Linked DNA regions of Homo sapiens: region 1 is linked to region 2. A link is a loop called in an ENCODE intact Hi-C map of the cell type or tissue named here. Cell type or tissue: K562. All regions are shown on one strand. Links, peaks and the distances in the headings refer to the core of each region. The heading gives the core; the rest is flanking DNA.

Region 1 (5,811 bases), core at 812-5,811, 45 kb before region 2:
AGGTTGCCAGAGAAGGGCGAAGAACAGGGTTGGACACAGAGCAGAGAAATGGGAGACAGAGCTCTGTGCTGGGGATATGAACCTCTAATGACAGTCCCTGCTATGACAGGCCTCACTGTGAGCCAGCCCGTATGCCTGAGTGGCCTTCCCTGATCCAAAACCAAGCCTGATCCTGCAAGGCCTACAAGAATCCAGTGCCTTCTCCCATCTTCTTCCCTTTCTTCTTTCAGAGATCACTTTACCAGAAGGCCTGACTCTCTCCTCCCCACTGCCTCCCCAGCTCCCAGACCCCTTCTTCTCCCACCATCTCTATCCAGTTCCCCATCTTAAGCTCTTATCCCCTGTTCTCTCTTCTAAGTCTGGCTTGGCTTTCTCCCACATTCCCATTCTCCAGCTATTCTTTCTCCCTGGCCTGCTGCTCTCTGCTCTCTTCTTCAAGCCTCTCTCATTCCTTCTCTCCTATCCCCTCCCCACTTTTCCTCTTTACCCCATTTCTTCCCTTTTTAAGCTTTTCTGTCCCCACTTACTGACCAAGCAGGGCTTACACCTGCCCAGCCCAAAGGTGTTTCATACACAGTAGAATTCCAAGGAACACATTCACACACTTACTCCCCCCAGCCACACCACCCACATCCAGACACGCCCTGGACACCCATGCTGGGATTGACACAGATACTCAGGCCAGTGCTGGAACACACATGCAAAGACACACACCTGCCACCAGGGACACAGAAAATCCTGCTCATAGGGCCACACATTCCCACACACAGAAGCCTGACAGGAGGTGAGCCCCAGCCAGGGATATGCATGCTCAGGGTCAGAGGTGACATGGACCAGCAAGGCCGCGGACTGCCCCACAAGCCCGTGGCTGGCCCAACAGCCCCCTAGGCAGGAAACAGGCAGAGGCAAGATAAGACAGGACACACTTGCACAAGGATGGCTGCACATGTGTGCACGAGGAACTGGGCCCCCGTGTGCACATGGCACCGACACACAGGAGACACGAGCATGGGCACGAACACACACGCGGACACACGGGCTGCCCCTTCCACCAGGGGCTCCAAGATCCCACACACACCGGCCGCCCCCGCGTGCTCAAGACCCTGTCCGCACGAGGCCGGTCCCCGACCCTCCCGTCCTCCGCTGTCCCCCTCCGGTTACCATAACTCCCCCCACTCGGAAGATGCAGCGAGAACATGCGGAGGGAGCAGCTGCCGCCGCCGCCGCCGCCACCGCGGCTTCCCCACCCCCCTCCCCGCGCCCACGCACACGCGCGCCCCCGCCCCACGCGCGCGGCGCCCCCCCCTCTACGCGCGCTCCTAGTCCGCCCGGCCCCGCCCTTACCTCGCACCGCCCCCCGGGGGGGCCAGGGGTGTCCCCGGTGGGGGAGGGGCCCCGCCCCTGCGCGGGGGAAGGGCGGGGTGCGGAGGGAGAGGGGGCGGTACGGCCCGGCTCGCGCCGCCCGGCGCGGTGGGGGCGGCGGCGGGGCCCGGGACGGCCGGGACGGCCGCGCGGTGACGGCCGCGGGAACGGCTCCCTCCGCCGCCGCTCCCGCCGCTGCCGCCGTTGCCCGGGCCCCGCCGCCGTTGCTAGGCGACCGCTGCTGCCGTGGCCGCCTCTGTCACGAGCCCTGTCGCCCGGAGACAGCGCGAGAGAGACGGGGGAGGGGGGCAAGGGGACCCCCAAAACAAACCAGGCCACCCACCATCCCCTCCTGAGCAGGACCCCCCCACACACACAAAACCGCGGAGAGAACGAGGGTTCGCGGCTCCACCCAGCAGAGGAGGAGCCCAGGATTCCAATGCCCCTCAAAGGTCCGGCGACCTCTCCCGGGCTGGAGAGTCCACAGCCTCAGCAAACACCTTGGCATTGCCAAGTCCCCAAGGTCCCAACGACCCCTATGTCCACTGCACATCCTCCATGCCCTTTACACATTCCATGTCTGCCTGAAGACCCTAAACGTTCACCCCCATCAACTTTCACTAAGCCCTCCCCCCAAATACATATGCCCCTGGAACCCCTCCCAGCCCCTACTGAACCCCAATACAGCAACCTCCACATGCCACCTCAACTCCAAACACACACGGTGTCCCCACCCAAAACACACGGGAGACCCCCGCCAGAGACCCCTAGACCCTGAGGACTCAGGATAAGGAGAAAGATGGGGAATAAGTGGGCAGATCTGCCAACCACAGGACACATGATAAACATGCTCTGTGAGCATGTGACCATTCTGGCCTGGAAACGCAGGTGTACACACATGCACACAAACACACACATCTTCCCCAGACATGAACATGACATACACACATATACATATACACACAGATGTGACAGACATCACACACATTCTCTGTATACACTCCACCACCACCTGACTTTGCCTCACAGAGATGTGCTACCCACACACCCCGATGGTATGGGGTTTCCATGACAATGACACACATCCCTGACCACCCACCCACCCACCCAAGGTCCCCAAACCGGCCCACAAGGCTAGTAGGGCCTGGACCTATCAGAAGGCTGGAAGGAGCCAAAGGATGGGGACAGGTCACTGGCTCTCTAAGGGAGAGAAACTGGTAGCTTGAATTCCTGAAGGGAGGGGGAGCTGGTGGGAAAAAGGGGTCACCTGGGGGTTGGAGGAATGGGGAACCTGGATCGCTAGGTCCGGGAAGGGAAATGAAGTGGAAGGGGGCAGTGACGAGGGGGTTTCCGGGGGCTGAGGGCGTCTCTCTGCACCTTGGCTGCAGATCTCTGTTCTCTGCCTTCATCTCCCCTCACTGTTCCCATGGAAACCTTTTAAGCGAACTTCTCAGGAAGACAAAAATCTTTTTTTAAATGACTAAAGAGGGGGTTGGGGGGGCAGAAAGGGGGAGGGAGGGGAAGAGACAGATGGAGAGAGGGAGAGAGTTGGAGAGACAGACCGCGCAGATAGCTCTACAGACAGAAAGGAGATGAGATGGGAGTCTGATGGACTTTCGCCGGGAGCAGAGGGGAGGGACGGGGTAATCAAGAGGGGTACAGAAAATAAGAGAAATCAGGGAGGAAAGAGAAAGGGTGATACAATTGCAGAAAATAGAAGCAGCTGATGAGAGGAGAAAACAGGGGGTAATAAAAGGAGACCTCAAGGACTGAAGGTCCGGAAGAAGAATCAGGAGCATAGGGGTGGGGAAGAGGTCTGGGGGGAGGGCAGGAACTAGGTCATTCTTTCCAAGATCCCAGACCAGGGGCTGGGAGGGGCAGGGGCAGGAACACACGGACTGGAAGCTAAAGATCTAAGGAGACTATTTTTACAAGCACCAGGAAAATAGTCAAACTTCACTGCTGGAGAGGAGAAAGGGAGCGAAGCCGAGCGAGGACCCACAGGGGCCTCTCACCCACAGCCCCTGTCCCGCTCCACCTTCCAGAGGAGGGCGCCATCTCCCCTCGGGAAGCAAGACTTTGTCTCCGCCTTCTCCCGCCCCCGGCCAGCTCCCGCCGCTCCCCGACGCCCCCGCCCCGCCAGCCCGGTCCATCTTCAGCCCTCTCCCCGCGCCTGTCCGGGTCATGAGAGCCTGCTCGGCCGCCGTACCATGCTCGCCGTGGGGCCGCCCCTCCACCGGCACGGAGACTGTGCGTCTCAGCAGTTTGTTGCGACTGGACTCGCTCCTCCGGTCCCGGATCAGTAGGGGGTGTATCTAGGGGAGGTGGGGGTGTGTCAGACCTCCCTGGCCCACGCCGCCCCTCCCCTCCCTCTTCCCCCCTCCGCCTCCTCCCAGGAAGGGCGGGCCTCCTTTTCCCCCTAAGCCTGCCCACTTTTTCTGCCCCGGCCCCTCCACACTTGGTGACTGGATCTCTCCCTTCTCTCCCCCAGTCTCTCTCTCTCATTCTTTGCCGTCCCACCCTCTTTTCTCCCTCCATTTGTCTTGAAACACCTTCCGGAGAATTCTCCCAAACCCTACTCAGCTCTTCTGCAACTCCTCAGAAGTTAGCTACTTCCTGAATCCAGTTTTCCCTTGACCTTCAGTTCCTCCATTCTCCCTGCTTTCCTCCCAACCTCCCACCTCCCTTACCCCCTTCTCTCCCTCCGAGCCTGTCACGGGGGTAGCAGAAGCTGCATTTATAATCAGGATCCACAGCTTGTCTCCCTCCCACGGCCCGGCTTGCGGCCAGACTGGGACCCAACCTCCCCTCCCGCCAGAGGGCCTGGTCACCTTCCCCCACCTTTCATCTCCTTCCATCACCCGACCCAGCATCTCTCAGTTCCCTTCTTCCCCTCAGCCATCACCTTTCCCTAAGCTTCACACCCAGCTCCCCCTGTCCACCTCCATCCCTACCTCCATACACCTCCACCCCTGCAGTCTCCTCCACCTCTACAAAGAGCCACAGGAACAGACCCCTCACTATCCCCCAGCCCCAGTTCCACCACCCATCCAATTCCAACTCCCTGCGTCTGTTCAGGCTGCTCATTTTCCCAATTCTATCTACTCCTCCTCCCACACACACGCCCTTCCTGCTCCAGACCGGCCATTCCTATTGCCCCTCAACTTGCTGGCCACTGGTCCCTTCAGTCTGTCCCTATCTCTGTCATTCCTTCATTACCCCAATCCATTGTCTTCCCTCTTCATCCCTATAACAGTCCCCACTCTGGGTTCCAGTTTCCCCCATTTCTCCTACAGACTCCAAACCTTGATCTAGGGGTTTGACCACAGTCACTCAAATGTCTCCCAATGGTGTCCAAAACTTAGACTCCCCAAGCCACCTCTCCTTTCAAAGTCACCATATCCTCTCCTTAACACCTCTACTTTACTCTGTGGCCTGGAAGCTGTCTACCCAGCCATCTCTCCACACTCTCACCTGCCCCCATAGGTCCCTTGACACTCTAGTTAGCCCTGACTCAAATTCTAACCCTTCCTCATCACACCATTCCCAATAACTTTCAGGGTCCATCTCTCACCACGTTTGGTTTTCCAGGCTACCCTACCATTTTTTAAAGCTTGTCCCCCAAATCACCCCCATTCCCTGACTCACACTTGTGGGGCACCATTCCAGTTTTTATCCTCTATTTCCTCCAATGGACACTCCTGCTGACCCAGCTCCCAAATCAGAACCCACACTTCCCTGGCTCTCAGATCTCCATACCTGGCCACCACCTCCCATAAGAGGCCTCTGTCCGTTTCATCTCCTTTACTCTGGCTAGTCCCTGCCCCTACTCCACTTGTACTCCTTTAGATAACTCCACATACTCCCAGTTCCCCTCCCTTATATTCCTTCCTGATGTCCAACCACTCCCTTGCAGAAGCCCTCTCAGTGTCTCTCTAAACCTTGATCTCAATCACTCTCCCAGTCTTCACCCCATCATGCCAAGATCCACTGACCTCAGTCTTCTTTCCCAGTATCCTCCAGCTACCTAAAACCTCCTCTATCCCCTGCCTTTTCTCTGCGTCCTGCAATTTCTCTTCTTGCACTCTGCCCCCTGATGGAGAAAGGACTGGGAGTCTTGCTCAGTGGGCAAAGCAGAGAGGGGTCCTGAGGATTGCTTTGGTTGGGAGGGCCTTCCATGTCTTCACCCCTTCTCCAAACCCTTCAGTTCCCCTTCCCCATTCTAACCTATCCTACAATATGGACAGTGTGAAAACAGGAGCCTCCCCACCCCCGAAATCTTCAGAACCACATCTCCTCCCCAACACAGCTCATAACCCTCAAAGACTCCCTGCCCAAGATGAGAGAATGACTACCCCTCTTGTCACACTCCAACCCAAGTCTCAATGGCCACCCTCCTGCCATTTGCAAATGTTTCTTCTTTGTCTGCCTTCTTTGTGTCTCTCTCCC
Region 2 (5,000 bases), core at 1-5,000:
AATGGAAGTAATATATCCACATTTCAGGGAGAGCCCTAAAGGAAGGAGTATGCCCTTCCCCGTCAAACCATGCCATTTGTTGAGAATAGAAGAACCACAAGCTTCACCGGGCGTGGTGGCTCACACCTCTAATCTCAGCACTTTGGGAGGCCAAGGAGGGCAGATCGCCTGAGGTCAGGAGTTTGAGACCAGCCTGGCCAACACGGTGAAACCCCGTCTCTACTAAAAATACAAAAATTAGCTGGGCGTGGTGGCATGTGCCTGTAATCCCAGCTACTTGGGAGTTGGGAGGCTGAGGCAGGAGAATCGCTTGAACCCGGGAGGGGAAGTTTGCAGTGAGCCAAGATTGTGCCACTGCACTCCAGCCTAGGCGACAGAGTGAGACTCCATCTCAAAAAAAAAAAAAAAAAAAGAAAAAAGAACCACAAATTAGAAATGTCTTGCCTTCCTGGTAATCTTGGAAGTTCTGCACCAGTCCTGGACTGGTTATCTCAGAATTTGCTTACAGGAAAAATTCACTTGTCTCTTGTTTAAGCCACTGTTATTTCTCAAACTCCTGGACTCAAGCCATCTGCCTTCCATGGCCTCCCAAAGTGCTGGGATTACAGGCATGAGCCACTGCACCCAGCCTAGACATTGTTGCTATGCCTCCACAGAGTACCGTGGAGTAGCCTGAGTGGCCTGGGCCCTGCCTCGGACCCTGTGTTTGAAGGGACTCTGCACTTTGGAGTATCTTCCTTGAAATTTCCTAAGTCACTCTACAGAGCCAAGGGCCAGCCTGTGCCAGCAGAGAACTCGCTCCCATTGGGCGCTCATGGGGTTCTGTAGCCTTGTAGGATCAATTCTGCTAGCAGAGAGGTATTTCTTTTATGGATCGCACATGATTGGGCTACCGGCTGGTCCACTTTGACCCTTAAGCTTGAGCTGTATGTGTGGGTCCTAGTGATGGCTCCCCCGCCCCCATTCTTTGTGTTCCAACTGTGGTGGTATCTCTGTTACCTTAGAGTGGCAGGTAGTCAAAGGAGTCCTTCGTCCTGTGTGTCCCTCACTGATGGTGTCGCGCCACATGCTTCACTGGCACCCAGGAAAGTCATCCCATCCACTCCACAGCCTCTGTGCTACATGCCAGATTGTCCTCTGGGAATAGCTCTGCCTATCTCCTCTCAAAGCTTTCAGGAAGGTTGTTCCACAACCCAACAGGCTCTTCCCATTAATGTCCTCTCTTCTCTTCAATTGATGTGCTGACCTTCTGCTCTCCCAGGTTAGCTGTGCTGGTCAAGGGATGGACTTTCTTTATGTCAAAGTGACTGCTTGGCCTGGTGCAGTGGCTTACCCTTATAATCCCAGCACTTTGGAAGGCCAAGGTGGGAGGATTGCTTGAGACCAGGAATTCAGCATCAGCCTGGGCAACATAGTGAGACCACTTCTCTACTAAAAAAAGAAGGAAAAGAAAGGGACTGCCCTTCTCATTCCACCTACAGGCCGCTCACCTATCCACCCTACTGGTGGTCCTGTGTAAAATGTAGGGGTGCTGCCATCATTGAAGGCGATCACATTCAGCCAGGCATGGTGGCTAACGCCTGTAGTCCCAGCACTTTGGGAGCCCAAGGCTGGTGGATCACCTGAGGTCAGGAGTTCAAGAACAGCCTGACCAACATGGTGAAACCCCATCTCTACTGAAAATACAAAAAAAATTGGCCGGGCATGGTGGCACACCTGTAGTCCCAGCTATTCAGGAGGCTGAGGCAGGAGAATCACTTGAACCCGGGAGGCAGAGGTTGCAGTGAGCCAAGATCGCACCACTGCACTCCAGCCTGGCGACAGAGTGAGACTCCGTCTCAAAAAAATAAAATAAAATAAAATAAAATAAAAACAGAATGTTTGGAAGGCCTGTCCTTCGTCTACTCGGAGTTGTAGTGATCTGGGTTGTAAATCATAGTTAAGAGGGGTCTGATAGCTCCTAACTCCCTATTGTTAGAGAGTTTATAGTAAGACTATGGCTTTTCTTATAGCCATAGGAATTTAGAAATTTGCCATGCCAGCCAGACTCTGAACCCTCTACCTGTAGGTAACTTTAGTTTTCTTTTTTTCTTTTCTTTTTTTTTTTTTTTGAGATGGAGTCTCCCTCTGTCGCCCAGGCTGGAGTGCAGTGGTGCGATCTCGGCTCACTGCAACCTCCGCCTCCCAGGTTTAAGCAATTCTCTGCCTCAGCCTCCTGAGTAGCTGGGATTACAGACGCCCGCCACCATGCGTAGCTAATTTTTTGTACTTTTAGTAGAGACAGGGTTTCACCATGTTGGTCAGGCTGATCTTGAACTCCTGACCTCATGATCCACCCGCCTCAGCCTCCCAAAGTGCTGGGATTACAGGCATGAGCCACCACTCCCAGCCAGAAGTAACTTTGGTTTTCTTAACTGTAGGGCCCTTGTTAGTTGATAAGGGAACATATCAGATCATGGGACTTTACACTTCAGCAATGAGAGGGGGTGCTCTTTAATTTAGGCAGTGATGTGAAGGTATTTGCATTTTTGAAAGAACACGCTAGCTACAAAATGGAGAATAGATTGGCAGTAATTGGGTGAGGATGAGGAAAGATAGTTAGGACACCACTGTAGTCATCCAGGCAAGAGGCAAGAGGACCTGAACAAAAGTGTAGTTGTGAAGATGCAGAGAGGTCAGAGATGTGGAAGGTTCTTAACAGGCAGAACCAGCAGGACCTGGAGATGGATAAGACATGAAATGGGTGGGGCGAGCAGAGAAGGTAGTTGGAGGGAGAATGTCAGATTTTTGGCTTGAGCAACTGGGTGGCTGGCAAAGTCAGTCACAGGGAGACAGGCACCAAAAGAGGAGGAGTTTTGTGGAGAAGGTCAAGGGCTCTGCTTGGACATGTTGAGGCTACACTGCACTTAGGGTGTGCAGGGTATAAGCAAATACATAAACAAATTTATTTTAAAGTCTATAACAGGCTGGGCACAATGGCTCATGCCTGTAATCCCAACACTTTAGGAGGCTAAAGTGGGTGGATTACTTAAGCCCAGGAGTTTGAGACTAGCCCAGGCAACATATTTAGACCATGCCTCTACACACACACACACAGACACACACAAAAAAAAAAAAAGAAAGAAGAAAAGAAAATATATTACAAAATACATGAGCGCCACACCTGTAATCCCAGCACTTTGGGAGGCCGAAGCGGGCGGATGACGAGGTCAAGAGATCAAGACCATCCTGGCCAATATGGTGAAACCCGGTCTCTACTAAAAATACAAAAAATTAGCTGGGCGTGGTGGCGGGCACCTGTAGTCTCAGCTACTCAGGAGGCTGAGGCAGGAGAATCACTTGAACCCGGGAGGTGGAGGTTGCAGTGAGCCGAGATCACACCTCTGCACTCCAGCCTGGGCGACAGAGTGAGACTCTGTCTCAAAAAATAATAATAATAATGACAATAAATGAGCCCATGTGAAGTATAGTGATGTCATTTTTTTCAAGACGGAGTCTCGCTCTGTCACCCAGCCTGGAGTGCCATGGCGCCATCTCGGCTCATTGCAGCCTCCGCCTCCCGGGTTCAAGCGATTTTCCTGCCTCAGCCTCCCAAATAGCTGGGATTACAGGCACCCACTATCATGCCCGGCTAATTTTTGTATTTTTGTAGAGATGGGGTTTCACCATGTTGGCCAGGCTGGTCTTAAACTCCTGTCCTCAGGTGATCCACCTGCCTCGCCCTCCCAAAGTGCTGGGATTACAGGCGTTAGCCATCACACCCAGCCTCAACTGTATATTCTCCTGAGCTTTTTAGGGTATAGTCAATGCATTCCCAAAATGTGATCACTTTCTTTTTTTTTTTTTTGAGACAGAGTCGCGCTCTGTCACCCAGGCTGGAGTGCAATGGTGCGATGTCAGCTCAGTGCAACCTCCAGCTCCCGGGTTCAAGTGATTCTCCTGCCTCAGCCTCTTGAGTAGCTGGTATTACAGGCAACCGCCATCGCGCCTGGCTAATTTTTTTTTTTTTTTTTTTTTTTGAGATGGAGCCTTGCTCTGTTTTGCCGAGAGTTTTTTTGTTTGTTTGTTTTTTGTGATGGGGTTTTGCCAAGTTGGTCAGGCTGGTCTCGAACTCTTGATCTCGTGATCCACCTGCCTTGGCCTCCCAAAGTGCTGGGATTACTGACTGGTGTGAGCCACTGTGTTTCTATTTTTTTTTTTTTTTTTTTTTGAGATGGAGTCTTGCTCTGTCGCCTAGGCCAGAGTGCAGTGGCGTGATCTTGGCGATTCTCCTGCCTCAGCCTTCTGAGTAGCTGGGACCACGGGTGCGAACCACAATGCCCTGCTAATTTTTGTATTTTTAGTAAAGACGGGGTTTCACCAGGTTGGGCAGGATGATCTCAATCTCTTGACCTCGTGATCCGCCTGCCTCGGCCTCCCAAAGTGCTGGGATTACACGTGTGAGCCACTGCTCCCGGCCTATTTTTAAATTTTTGAGATAAAGTCTTGCTCTGTCACCCAGGCTGGAGTGCAGTGGCACGATCTCAGCTCACTGCAACCTCTGCCTCCCAGGTTCAAGCGATTCTCTCGCCTCAGTCTGAGGAGTAGTTGGGACTACAGGCGTATGCCACCATACCTAGCCATAGATTTTTGTCTTTGAATATAACACAACGTGGGAAAAGCATAGTAAATTCACTGATGCCTCACTTATCTCAAATGATACAAATTTTGAACCATTATTAAATTTCACGGAAACCATTATAATTTATATAAACAATATGCTGCAAACATTTGAAACAAGTCATGTAATAGCAAGTCTTTACAAATTTATTAGCCCTAGGAGAAGTATTATTTTTTTTTTCTTGGATGCCAGAATCTTGAGAACAGTATGTGCAAAGTAAAAATGCATTCGATTTGAGAGTTATACTTAGCTTTTTGAAGTTTTTCAAATCTTGCTAGTGAGCCGTTTGCTAATTAAAAGTGATCTTCTGAGCCTGATGTGGTGGTGCGTGCCTGTAGTC

The links. A loop is a pair of places that touch in the nucleus more often than their neighbours do. Peaks named below come from ENCODE experiments on the same cell type or tissue, not always from the same donor. Only the 100,000 strongest peaks of a DNase experiment are listed, where the experiment ranks them.
Region 1: it touches region 2 in a loop (1.8-fold over the local background); 2 of 110 quality-filtered maps call a loop at or near these places.

The regions. Positions count from the first base shown.
Region 1 is chr6:33,423,664-33,429,474 of GRCh38, reverse strand. It overlaps SYNGAP1 (synaptic Ras GTPase activating protein 1), which reads right to left. Exons shown (of 19, transcript NM_006772.3): 3 at 3,572-3,677. Among named protein-coding and RNA genes, the nearest start is that of SYNGAP1, 6.5 kb to the right of the region's middle. RefSeq lists enhancers at 1-403, 3,553-4,095. In K562, for the core only: CTCF peaks have their summits at 1,824 and 3,395 (motif pointing right); DNase peaks (open chromatin) are centred at 1,374, 3,474, 3,594, 4,154 and 2 weaker places; H3K4me3 peaks cover 3,546 bases.
Region 2 is chr6:33,378,354-33,383,353 of GRCh38, reverse strand. No RefSeq gene overlaps it. Among named protein-coding and RNA genes, the nearest start is that of KIFC1, 11 kb to the left of the region's middle. In K562, for the core only: no CTCF peak of the experiment used is centred there; a DNase peak (open chromatin) is centred at 2,723.